4 separate regions of the Homo sapiens genome follow, and all the other regions are linked to region 2. Evidence: chromatin contacts called from ENCODE Hi-C or POLR2A ChIA-PET data. All regions are on one chromosome and are shown on one strand. The core of a region is the stretch at or near the end of the contact, and the rest is flanking DNA. Distances in the headings are between cores, read along the strand shown.

What was found. Hi-C counts contacts between places; a loop is a spot of excess contacts on that map. ChIA-PET counts read pairs that join two places held with the same protein, here RNA polymerase II (POLR2A). Pooled maps may share reads with other maps.
Region 1: a loop to region 2 is called in a pooled map, with 7 times the contacts of the local background. The contact joins the enhancer-like site here to the promoter of CSTF2T in region 2. A Hi-C loop is called at or near these places in 7 of 50 pooled maps.
Region 3: a pooled map shows a loop between it and region 2 (2.9-fold over the local background). The contact joins the enhancer-like site here to the promoter of CSTF2T in region 2. A Hi-C loop is called at or near these places in 4 of 50 pooled maps.
Region 4: a map of GM12878 shows a loop between it and region 2 (3-fold over the local background). The contact joins the enhancer-like site here to the promoter of CSTF2T in region 2. A Hi-C loop is called at or near these places in 1 of 168 maps with a recorded cell type or tissue (GM12878). POLR2A ChIA-PET finds 5 or more read pairs at or near these places in 1 of 52 experiments (naive thymus-derived CD8-positive, alpha-beta T cell).

What each region holds. Positions count from the first base shown.
Region 1 is chr10:50,537,815-50,540,514 of GRCh38, forward strand. All of the region lies in intron 2 of SGMS1 (sphingomyelin synthase 1), which reads right to left. Among named protein-coding and RNA genes, the nearest start is that of SGMS1, 85 kb to the right of the region's middle. RefSeq lists a silencer at 735-1,029 and an enhancer at 1,022-1,231. Within about 2 kb of position 1,402, at least 5 of the 41 ENCODE cell types and tissues checked have a DNase peak (open chromatin) inside an H3K27ac peak, as active enhancers do.
Region 2 is chr10:51,698,324-51,701,023 of GRCh38, forward strand. It overlaps CSTF2T (cleavage stimulation factor subunit 2 tau variant), which reads right to left and starts at 1,272. Exons shown (of 1, transcript NM_015235.3): 1 at 1-1,272. The coding sequence starts at 1,226. All of the region lies in intron 3 of PRKG1 (protein kinase cGMP-dependent 1), which reads left to right. RefSeq lists enhancers at 960-1,539, 1,664-2,352 and a silencer at 2,106-2,400.
Region 3 is chr10:50,430,474-50,433,173 of GRCh38, forward strand. The region is part of intron 6 of SGMS1 (sphingomyelin synthase 1); the gene reads right to left. Among named protein-coding and RNA genes, the nearest start is that of ASAH2, 180 kb to the left of the region's middle. RefSeq lists an enhancer at 1,374-1,593. Within about 2 kb of position 1,403, at least 7 of the 41 ENCODE cell types and tissues checked have a DNase peak (open chromatin) inside an H3K27ac peak, as active enhancers do.
Region 4 is chr10:50,652,310-50,655,009 of GRCh38, forward strand. No RefSeq gene overlaps it. Among named protein-coding and RNA genes, the nearest start is that of SGMS1-AS1, 29 kb to the left of the region's middle. Within about 2 kb of position 1,307, at least 2 of the 41 ENCODE cell types and tissues checked have a DNase peak (open chromatin) inside an H3K27ac peak, as active enhancers do.

The sequences.
Region 1 (2,700 bases), core at 152-2,651, 1.2 Mb before region 2:
AAAGCAGAATTCAAGAAGAGTGACACCTTCACTGTGAGAGCACAAAAGCCATCCAAGAAGATGGCTTCAACCATTTGCTTATTTACCCTACAAGTAACTAAGCTCAAACTGCATCTATTAAGCCATATGAATCCCATTACATATTAAATGTTTGGTCAGTTCTCAAGAAGGCACTGCTACTCAGGAGGCTGGGGCAGGAGGCTTGCTTGAGCCCAGCTATTCAAAGTTACAGTGAGCTATGATTATGCCACGGCACTCCAGCCTGGGCAACAGAGTGAGATCCTGCTCTGGAAATACAGAGATTAAACAAATAATAATAAGGTGCTGGATAAGATGCAGATAAAACCAAAGAGCTTATCAGGGGTGGGTGGGTGGGCTCACACCTGTAATCCCAGCACTTTGGGAGGCCGAGGCAGGCAGATCATGAGCTCAGGAGATCGAGACCATCATGGCTAACATGGTGAAACCCCGTCTCTACTAAAAATACAAAAAAATTAGCCGGGCGTGGTGGTGGGTGCCTGTAGTCCCAGCTACTCAGGAGGCTGAGGCAGGACAATGGCATGAACCCGGGAGGCGGAGCTTGCAGTGAGCCAAGATCATGCCACTGTACTACAGCCTGGGCTACTGAGTGAGACTCCATCTCAAAAAAAAAAAAAAAAAAAAGAGATAGCTTATCAGGGGTGCCTTCAGCATTCTGGACAGGACAATCCTTCATTAAGTGGGACCCTCCCACTCCCAACTACTGAAAGGTATTTAGCATCCCACACCCTCAGGACATTAAATCCTGATATACACACCCCTCATCATCATGACCACTGAAAATGTTCCCACACATTTCAAAACACCAGAGGAGAGGGATGACACCATTCCCCACTGACAACTTCTGTGTCTACTTAGTGGGATGGAATTCACATTCAGGAAATGACAGAAAACAATACTGATCTGGAGGTGGAACTGTGAGATAAAAGCTGTAAGTATCATTAAGTGGTCAAAGGCGATCCAAAAGAGTAGAGCAAGTTTTGATAAGAACAGGAGATGGAGACTTGTAACCTTCCCCAGAATCCAGTCCAGGGTTAAAGTCTGCCATGAAATGCCTTCTCATCAACACCCTGGATTTCCCCTACTTAAGCTGATTACATGAACTAATACAAGGAAACCACCGAACTCGGTGAGCAGCACATCCTACACACTTGGCAATGCCAACTTTTAAAACACAGGTATTGTTCCTGTCCTCCTGCTCAGGGCAAGCGTTCTTGCCATGTGGGCATCCAGGGAGGGCAGAACAGTGACAGCCCTGGTGAGCATGAAGGGCACTGCTGGCCTTCCCCTGCCGGGCTTCTCCAGAGGACTCAACCATAGGCCCCACCCATTCACTGCTGGACTGAGGAGATCTGACCCCTGTCTAGTTCCTTCCCGCCTGTGTCAGCTGTGGTCAAAGGGCCATTGTTCCCGGAAGGCCAGTGTGTTTTAGCCATCTAGGAACAATGCCCCTTGTTGATCCTCTGTGCTCCAGTTGAATAAGGTCATAGACTGTTTTCAACCTTAGTCACAATCAATATCATCACCTTTTATTGTATAGTGTTGGCATTGATATGTTTTCTGATAACATCTATATGCTCAGGTGAGACTGAAAAGGTCGGTGAATGAGCCATCTTTTATGGATCCTGTTCGAAATTTATTAATGACACAGTATACACTAAGTATTATATGGGACCTGATTCTCAAACTTATGGAGCTTATTTAAAGTACAAAGTGATCACTTTAAAATGCAGTTTTCTGGGCCTCTCAAATTCTGATTCAGTAAGTTGTGGGGGCATGAACCTGCAAATTAACCATCCCCACATGTTTCTGATACAGGTGATCCATGGGTATGCTTTGTGAAACACTGCCACAGAATGATAGTAAACTGAATTTAAAATGAGCATCTTCTTCTTGATGTTTTATATTCTATCTCCTTGAAATGGATCTTTCACTAGCAAAATAAACATTAAGTAAAAGTCCAATGGAAACAAGAAATCAACTTAATTATGAAAGAAAATTAGAGTCCCTGCTGTAAGGCTCATATATAGACATGATAAGCCTATGCAACTGAAAGTTTAATTTATGTGTATATAAAATTTACATTTTAGTCTGCATAAGAGAGTGGCTAAACAGAAAATGATTATTTATGTCAAAGCATACTGAATGTAATTATACAACCTTATATTTGAATATGCTCTACTAATTTTTCAGTATTTCTTACTTAATCTTCATGAAAGAATTATCTTATCTTACAATCTGATGACCTGTATTAGACTGGCATGAAAATTAAGGCATGAAAAGTTTATGCAACATGTTTAAAGGTCAATACAAGGACCTAAACATCCAGAAGGTGATGACATTTTCTGCTAGATTAGAAATGTCAAATAGGTTTCATGCCACATGCCAATTCACACAGACCAGTAGAGTACTAAGAAAGCCAGCCCAGGGGAAGGATGTGGTGATAAATTAGTAATAAATAGACTGGCTCGTCTGGCAGGTAAAAAAAAATGGTGGCATCTGTGCCACACCTCATGCTAGATATGCCAACTCTCAGAGTATTTAGCAGCACTTAAAATACTCACAATTACCACTACTCTCATTCTTTCACTCAACAAATATGAATAAGCATCCACTATATGCCAGCCACTAGACATATACCAACAGACTGCTATCAAGGGG
Region 2 (2,700 bases), core at 22-2,521:
CCATCCATAGGTAGACCCCTTTGATCTATCATGGGGCCTCTGGGCTCTCCAATTAGCAGTCTGGGATCTCCTAATGGCCCTCCCCTCATCTCATGTGAGGAAGGGCCACGAGTGTCATGACCAGAGGCATGATGCATGGGGGGACCCTGATGGGGTGGACCCAGATAACCTCTGGGCTCCACTTCTCCAGTGACTGAAAGCAAAGTCCCTCCACGTGGGTCATTTGGAGCATCTCCTAACAGTCCTCGAGGAGGCAGACCACCAGGAGTCACGGGTCCGCGAGGTATAGGAGCTCTAGGATCTGACATCTGCACTTGTCCCCGCTCTAAAGGCACTGGGCCAACCCCTGGCATTCCAAGTTGGGGCTGCATTGCTCCTCCAGGAGTTAAGGAACCAGGACCAGCTCCGGGAACTGCAGCTGGTATTGGCCCTGGAGCTGGAATTCCACCCTGGATAGGAGTCTGCATCAGAGGAGGAATGTCCTTCACAGGTCTTCTAGCCAAATGCTGAGGCTGAGGAGCTGGAGGATTCTGCTGGTTCAGCAGAACATTAGGTCCTGGGCAGAGCCCAGGGCCAGGGCCAGGGCCAGGGCCAGAGACAGACACAGACTGAGATTTGCCTGGGATCAGTGGTGTGACATGTATCTTCCGATGCAGAATTTTCAGAGCAATCTCTGGATCCATGATTCTCATCACTACTTGTGCCTGCAACAGTGCATAAGCCAGTTGTGGATTTTGAAGTAACATGTTTCGAGCTTCCTGGTGGCTGTTTTGGACACAGAGCTTCATCTGCTTCATCAGCTCAAACATCTGCTCCGGGGGGAGACTGGCTACTGCTCTGGTAATCGATTCAGGGGCATCTTCTGGATCGATGGGATCCCCATAGGGTGAGTCAATAATGGGCGCTGCAGGCCCAAGGCTCTTTAACTCCTCCTTATTCTTTTCACTGGCAGCATTGTCCACCCGAAGCGCTCTCCCACTGAACTCCCGCCCATTGAGGTTCCGCATGGCACTAAGCGCGGTCTCCTGGTCTTGGTATTCGCAGAAGCCATAGCCCTTGGGTTTTCCCGTCTCTCTATCGTATACCAGCCGGAAACTGACAACAGAACCAACCTCCGAGAAAATGTCCTTTAACTGCTCCTCAGTTGCCTCATATGGAATGTTCCCCACGAACACGGAACGCAGTGATCGATCCATTGCCGGGTCTCTCACCGCCAAACTCGACATGATTCCGGTTGTGCAGACAGCCGATAGCGGATTCTTCGAGGCGTCTGTCCTCTTGCGACCGACACTTCCGCTGAGCAACGGAAGCGGCTTTCAAGATCCGGGCAGAAACTTTACTAATTCGCTTGAATCGTTCCGCTTGCCTGTGGAACCTGCATCCCACTAACAACTTATCTAATGCTTTCAGTCCCTGATCCTTCATGGTTCTGTCAGCTTCTTATTACAGAGTCGCATGATTCCTTTCCCATTTCACGTTCCGCTGACTTTCTGTGGGGCCCCAACAGCCCCACTACGACACGCTTGGTACGAGATGACCACAGTAAAGATGGCCGCATAGACTTCACCGTAGTAACTGGGAGGGGACTCTTCCCTTGACGTCAAAGGCGGTTTTGCTTCCGTTCCGCTGGCGGGAAACCGCCAACCGAAAGCGGATTTAAGGCGGCGTGTTTTTCGTTCTGACAAAGTATTTTCATGTGGCCTTTTATTATAGTATAGTTAAGCTAGATTTAAAATCACATTCCAGACTGAGGGAAAAGCGTAGTCGTTTCAGCACATTTGAGATTTGCCCCTTAAACTAAAACAGTATTATATCTCCTTTTTAGAACAACGTTTTTGGAAATTAACTGACAAGAAATATAAACTGAAGCGTGTGCCGGCTGGGCCCTGCCCCCATTCTGTTGCTTCCTATAACCGCTGTTAATGGATGGGTGGCAGACCCTTCTAGGTTTTTCCTGAGCACACGGGCAGCCGTCGTGCTATTCCTAATATTACGGTTTTCTTCCTTAATAACAACCGATTTCAATATTAATTGGTGATTAAATAAATTAGTGATTAATTAGTTATTAGTATTTTATGGCTTCAGAGTATGGAATAAAGAAATTTACTTAACTATCCCTACGTTGATTGGTTCTGATTTTTATTATATCATGCAGTGAGTCCACCACTTCCATGAAGGGAGAAACAAATAGCGGGTGTTTGTCTTCTGCTGTTAGCTTTGCAGGTAGGAGTTAAAACATATTCAGTGTGGTGTTTCCCCGCCTGCAATTCGAAGCTAGAACTGAAGCTTGGAGAGGGCTAGGTAAATTCCCAAGGACAAGCAGCTGGAAAGAGGCCAAGTCAGGATTCTAACCCAGCTTGGTCTCGCATAGCTCCAATTCTACACTGCCTTACGTGTATTGAATATATGAAATGAAGCTAGTGTGATTGAAGAAATGAATTTTAAATCTCATTTTTTATTTAAATATAAAAACTAATGTTCAGTAAGCTATTGGAAAACTTTTTTAGTATTTAGAACAACTTGGATATAGAATCTACTTTTGCAATAATAAATTGTGTTCTAAATAAAAATCATTTTGAAGAACACTAAGACAAAAAATAAAAACAAATAAAAAGAAAGTATTTCCAGTCAAAATTTAACATACTGGTTGAGGTGTGCCATACATGTAACATACATGAAAGATTTTAATGATCAAATACA
Region 3 (2,700 bases), core at 153-2,652, 1.3 Mb before region 2:
AAAAAAAAAAAGCAATGTTAATTGTTAGCATTTTCACTGCCATGCAAAATAGTTTTGCAAATGCAAAATAGTTTTTGCATTCTAAAGTTCTATCCAATTAGCAATGTTAACTTTTATAGTTTCATAAAAGGTACTTTAATAAAAAGGCATTAATCATTAAATATCTAATCCACATATCATCTGCTCCTGAATCTCATCCCTGATCTAGCCCACTCCTCTTGCCACCCAGGTAATTTCTCTTTCTCTTCTGTTTTCTGAGTATTTTATATGTCTTTTATAATACCTACCACATTCAGTTTGAAATTATAGTTTTCTCTTTTCAGGTTTGATTATCAATTCCTAAAGTGCAATAAGTCTGTCTTATTTGTACTGAAATGTATCGTCAAAAGCAACGAGTCCCAAGTATCTAGTAAACATATTTTTGTTTATATCAACAAACATGAGTTTGTTGATATGAACATAATGCAACGCTATAAAATTTGCGCATCTAAAGACTATACACATAGCATCTCTCTAATGAAGAAATCTTCTATACAAGGGATGTTTGGAAACCACATAAGGCCCATTCTGTTAAGAGAGATGATAATATAAGTCAGAATGTTATATCTATAATAAAATTTCTGTATTAAATTATTATTTCCATGTTTGCTTTCAAAGTACAAAGACACACTTATTTAAATTAAGCCAAAGGTAATTATTTCATAATCCAAAGGCAAGTCTCTCAGATTTTAACCACGAGCTTCCTCTTGAAATGAACACAGATTACTTTTGCAGTAATCCAAGTCCATCCCTGACTCAGCGGGAACTATAAATACCTTTTGTTTTAAGAGGAAATCGGGGAAATGAATGTTTTACAATTATGTAAGTCTGATTCAAAGAACTGACACAAGCAAATGTTTTGAAATATCCAAGGCATTTTTGTAAGGTTCAATAAAAAATGTGTTTTGAGAACTAGGTGGGTGAGATTTAAAGTAAAAACAACAAACACAATCTTAGCTGTTACTTAGCAATTTCAGGGTTCGATTGCTTCCTTCTAAAGGGCAAGTTAGAAAACTGAAGAAGTTGCTTCTAGAAGAAACATTGAGATGTCTGATCTGGTTTCGTTTTTTTCCTCCATTTCACTCCCTAAGATTTTAATCAAGCCAAGATGAACCTTAAACTGCCCAGGTTTTGTTTTGTTTTTACTCTCTCCCTAGAGGCAATTGGGTTTCCATTAAAACTTAATTTTGAATCAAAAGCAAAGCTGCATGGAATGCTTAGTTGGGAGGAATCCTGACTACTTGTCTCTGTAGCACCACTACCTGAAGGAATTTAAGATTTGAAGGAATATGGGGAAGGGAGAGAAGGAAGTTCAATAGGCAGTGAGCAGAATGACTGATCGCCAATACTAGCACTTGGAGATCAGTTTAACAGCCAGAATAGGCAAGCGATGCCAGGGGTCAGTTATGAAGCTGAGTCAACAACTCAAGAAACTGTTCTAAATTCTAAATTGGTTTTGGCATCTATTTTCAATTCCAGAAACAATATGAGCATGACAACTTGAGTTACAGCAAGCACTGACTCAAAACCAAACCTTGTTTTTATTCATCAAATGAAACTCTTACCACCACGGCTGAGGCAGATAATTAAAGAATTGTGGCTTAGAAATGTCTTCACAACAGGAAACCTACAATTAGTGGTGTATTAGAGCCAACTTATACCAGGCCACTAGAACCAATTGTTAAATTCTCAAAATTTTTAGCAAGCTGGTTGTTAAACACAGTCATTATTAAAAGTTAAATTATATAAACAAAATTAAAATAAATCATACTAAAAACAAAGGTAATAAATACTCAAATCTCATCACTTCCTATTATTTTACTGTTAAGCATGCTCTTGAGGTGATTTGTAACTACTGTATCTGGTTGGTAGAAACTATATAATGCTGTGCTACTACATAAGACTTCCCAGCCTCGCTTTCAGTGACTTTTGCTGGTAGTTTAAAATGAGCCAGCCACAGCAGTGGTACTTACACAATGGAAACCTGCAAACATGACAACCCCTCCTTCTGACATTGCCAGCTTGTTAACATCTACCTGCAGATACTACCTATAATGTTAATCACCACAGCTTGGCAATAGGTAAGGAACTTGAGCTGGCCAATCTTTTGAGATAGAATAAAGGCCTATAGATTATAAATCATGACACAAATATAAGGAAGAAAAGTAAATATGATTTATTGTGCCAGTAACTATACTGTGCCAGTCATAGCACAAAGTACTTTCCACAAACTTTAATTTTATGAGAGATAGTATCAAATCCAATATACAGATGAGTTGACTAAGGTTCTGAGAGGTTGAGTAACTACTAAAAAGCACAAGAGCAAGAGTGAGGCCTAGGATTGTCTGACTCAAAAATATATGATCTTTCCACTAAGCTACCCCACTTACTAACATTATTGTTATCACAGTGAAACCAAAATCAACCATATGTAACTGTCAGATAATTAGCAAACATTAATAGCCTCTGATGTACATAAAAGTAGCATACATGAAGAGGGATATGGAGAAGATGTAGACAAAGAACTCAATTTTAATCATATTCACCAAATTTGTTCATATTTACTTCAAAATATGCCCACAGAAAAAAATACGTGAGTGAGAAATGGAGCCCAAGGAAACCACTAGGACCAAAAATATCTGCATATCCTAAGGGTTATTC
Region 4 (2,700 bases), core at 57-2,556, 1.0 Mb before region 2:
AAATTCTCAGTCATTTCTAAAAATAAACAGAAATTTATTTTCTCACAATTTAGGATTAGAGTCAAGGATAATGAGTATTGCGTCTGATGAAAATATGTGTTGGTTCCCACATTTTACCACTACCGGCACAGCTACGTTTTTAGTCCTTTTATATTTAGCAATTTCAATGGACTGAATTGTGTCCTGTTAAAATTCATGTGTTGAAACCCTAATTCCCAAGGTGACTGCATTTGGAGATAGGGCCTTTAAGAGGCCATTAAGATTTAAATAAGTCATAAGAGTAAGGCTCTAATTTGATAGGATTGGTAATCTTGTAAGAAGTGTCAGAGAGCGAGGCAGGATAGGGGAGAAAGAGGAAGACAGAAAGAGAAGGGGATAGAGAGAGAGAGAGAGATCTCTTCCCACCCTTTGAGAACACAGTGAGAAGGCAGCCATCTGCAAGCCAGGGAAAGAGTCCTCACCTGACACTGCTGCCAGACCTTGCTCTTGGACTTTCCAGCTTCAAGAACCATGAAAAAAAATAAATGTCTATTGTTTACGTTACTCCATCTATAGTATTTTGTTATGGCAGCCCTAGCACACTAAGACAATGACCTTTTAATGACTTATTGACTTATTTCCTGCCTGTGTAATATTATTCATATTACTATGGCTCTTATATACAATTAGGTATATACTTAAACCTTAGTATATTTATAGAAACAGACAAAGCATTAACAGTGCATTTCTGAAGATGTTTTTCAGATGCACTATCACGCAAGCACACAAGACAGCAGGTGATAGTGCCAGCAATTACTGCAGGATTGACTCCAAATCCCATCATCCTGGGAGGAACTGGCAAGAGAAGATCATGAAACTTGTCAATAGCATTGCTACTATACGAAATAAGAATGACCCAGATAGTTGATGAAACCAAGATTAGGATTTGCTGTAAACACTAGTGTCTGTACATATATTAATGTCTGAGGAGATAGGGTTGGAATTTTACAAATCATATTCGTTCAGAATTGTAAACATACAAAACGATTTTCCTGCTCTCTACTGGAGCAGCACCATCTGCTGGACCCACTCAAAATGCAAATTCTCCAACCCTGATGGAACTAAGCAAAGTCAGCAGCCTCCTCTACCTGCTCCTTTTCTGGACCCTAACATCCCCCTTCTTGTTTCCTGACACTGGCTGACACTTCCTTCCTGTGCTCATAAATATAGATTAGCTATTTATATTTCTTGTTTCCATTATGTTTCCTGCAGCTTTGTTCCCCGTGTATAATGTATGTTAGGAGAATGAATGTGAGGAATCTCTGTCAGGAGGTTTTTAATAAAAAAGGTCGTCTTTAATTTTGCAGAGAAGAACCTTGAAAGGGGAAGCTATTTCAAGGGTGTAGTCCTCCTTAAGCTCAGTTCTTTTCCCAAATACAGTGTGTGTGTGTGTGTGTGTGTGTGTGTGTGTGTGTGTGTTATCACTTGCCTAGTTTCCTGTCTCTATTTCTAACCTGTTGACCTCTAAGCTCCAAATTTCCCTCCTCCGACCTTTTCCTCTTTCCTCTTTCTCCTTTCTGGCTCCGCAGACTCTGAGGCTAAACCTGTTCTTAGCCAGAAGATGTGTAACAAGCTCCACACTCAATGCTAATCTATTGCTGATTCAGCCCTTGCCTTTACCCTGGTTCTAGCAGATTCTTACTGAACGCACTTCCCATACTCAACCCTCAGTTCCCTTAGTGAACTTTGCCTGTTTAACCTAATGCCTGAGTGCCTTCCTTAATTATCTGCCCAGATCCTCCATTTTTTTGTGGCTCTCATGGGGGAAAATGTTGGGAGAACAATTTGAATAAAAGAACATGCCAAGATTGCTGGGAGATGGTTGAAAAAAAATCAGTGATGGTGTGTAACACCATAACACAGCATTGAACTCCCTGGAGAGCCAACTCCAAGATGGAGACCAATGTGTAGGAGGTTTATTAGGGTGTTCCCATGTGGTCAACACCCATGGAAAGAAAGCAGGATGGAGCAGAGCTAGTAGTTGAACTGCAGCACAGCCTCAAAGCCTCAGGCGATCCTTCAGGGAGTTCTAAAAATAAGATAACCCTTCCAAGGTGACTTGACTGGGGACAAGAGAGGTCTCAACCTTCATACCTCTTGTCGATCAGCCACTGGCTGTGGGCCTCCAGCAGGGGCTGTGACCTCAGGCAAAGAGTCTATCTGCAACTAAGGCAGGGGCTGTGACCTCAGGCAAAGAGTCTATCTGCAACTAAGGCAATGCCCCAACGGAAGTGACCCAGAGAGCTATCATCTAGCAGCAAGGAAAGTAAGTCCTCAGGAGACTTGGTCTTTCCTAAAGGAGAATAAGTCTTTCCTGAAGAGACATCTGGGCAGTGCATCCCAGTGTTCCCTACCCTTATGTCATCTCACCTCCAGGAAGTACCATTACTTCCTCTGCCTAGTACACAACATATTTTATTTTTCATCTCACTCTCAATCTGGAAGTGATTCCAAACCCCAATTCCAAACACTAGAAGGATTAACCCCTCTTGCGACAAGCAGCCCCAGAAGAAGGTGCACAGACAGTGCTGAGCAGCACAGGGAGTAGTTGAGGAGAACACAGTGAAAGGAAAGCAGAACCTGTTCCATGGGGGTGAAGAACCAGAAGCCAAAATTTCACAGAGCATACGCATGAAAGACAAGATACCATGGATAGAGTGA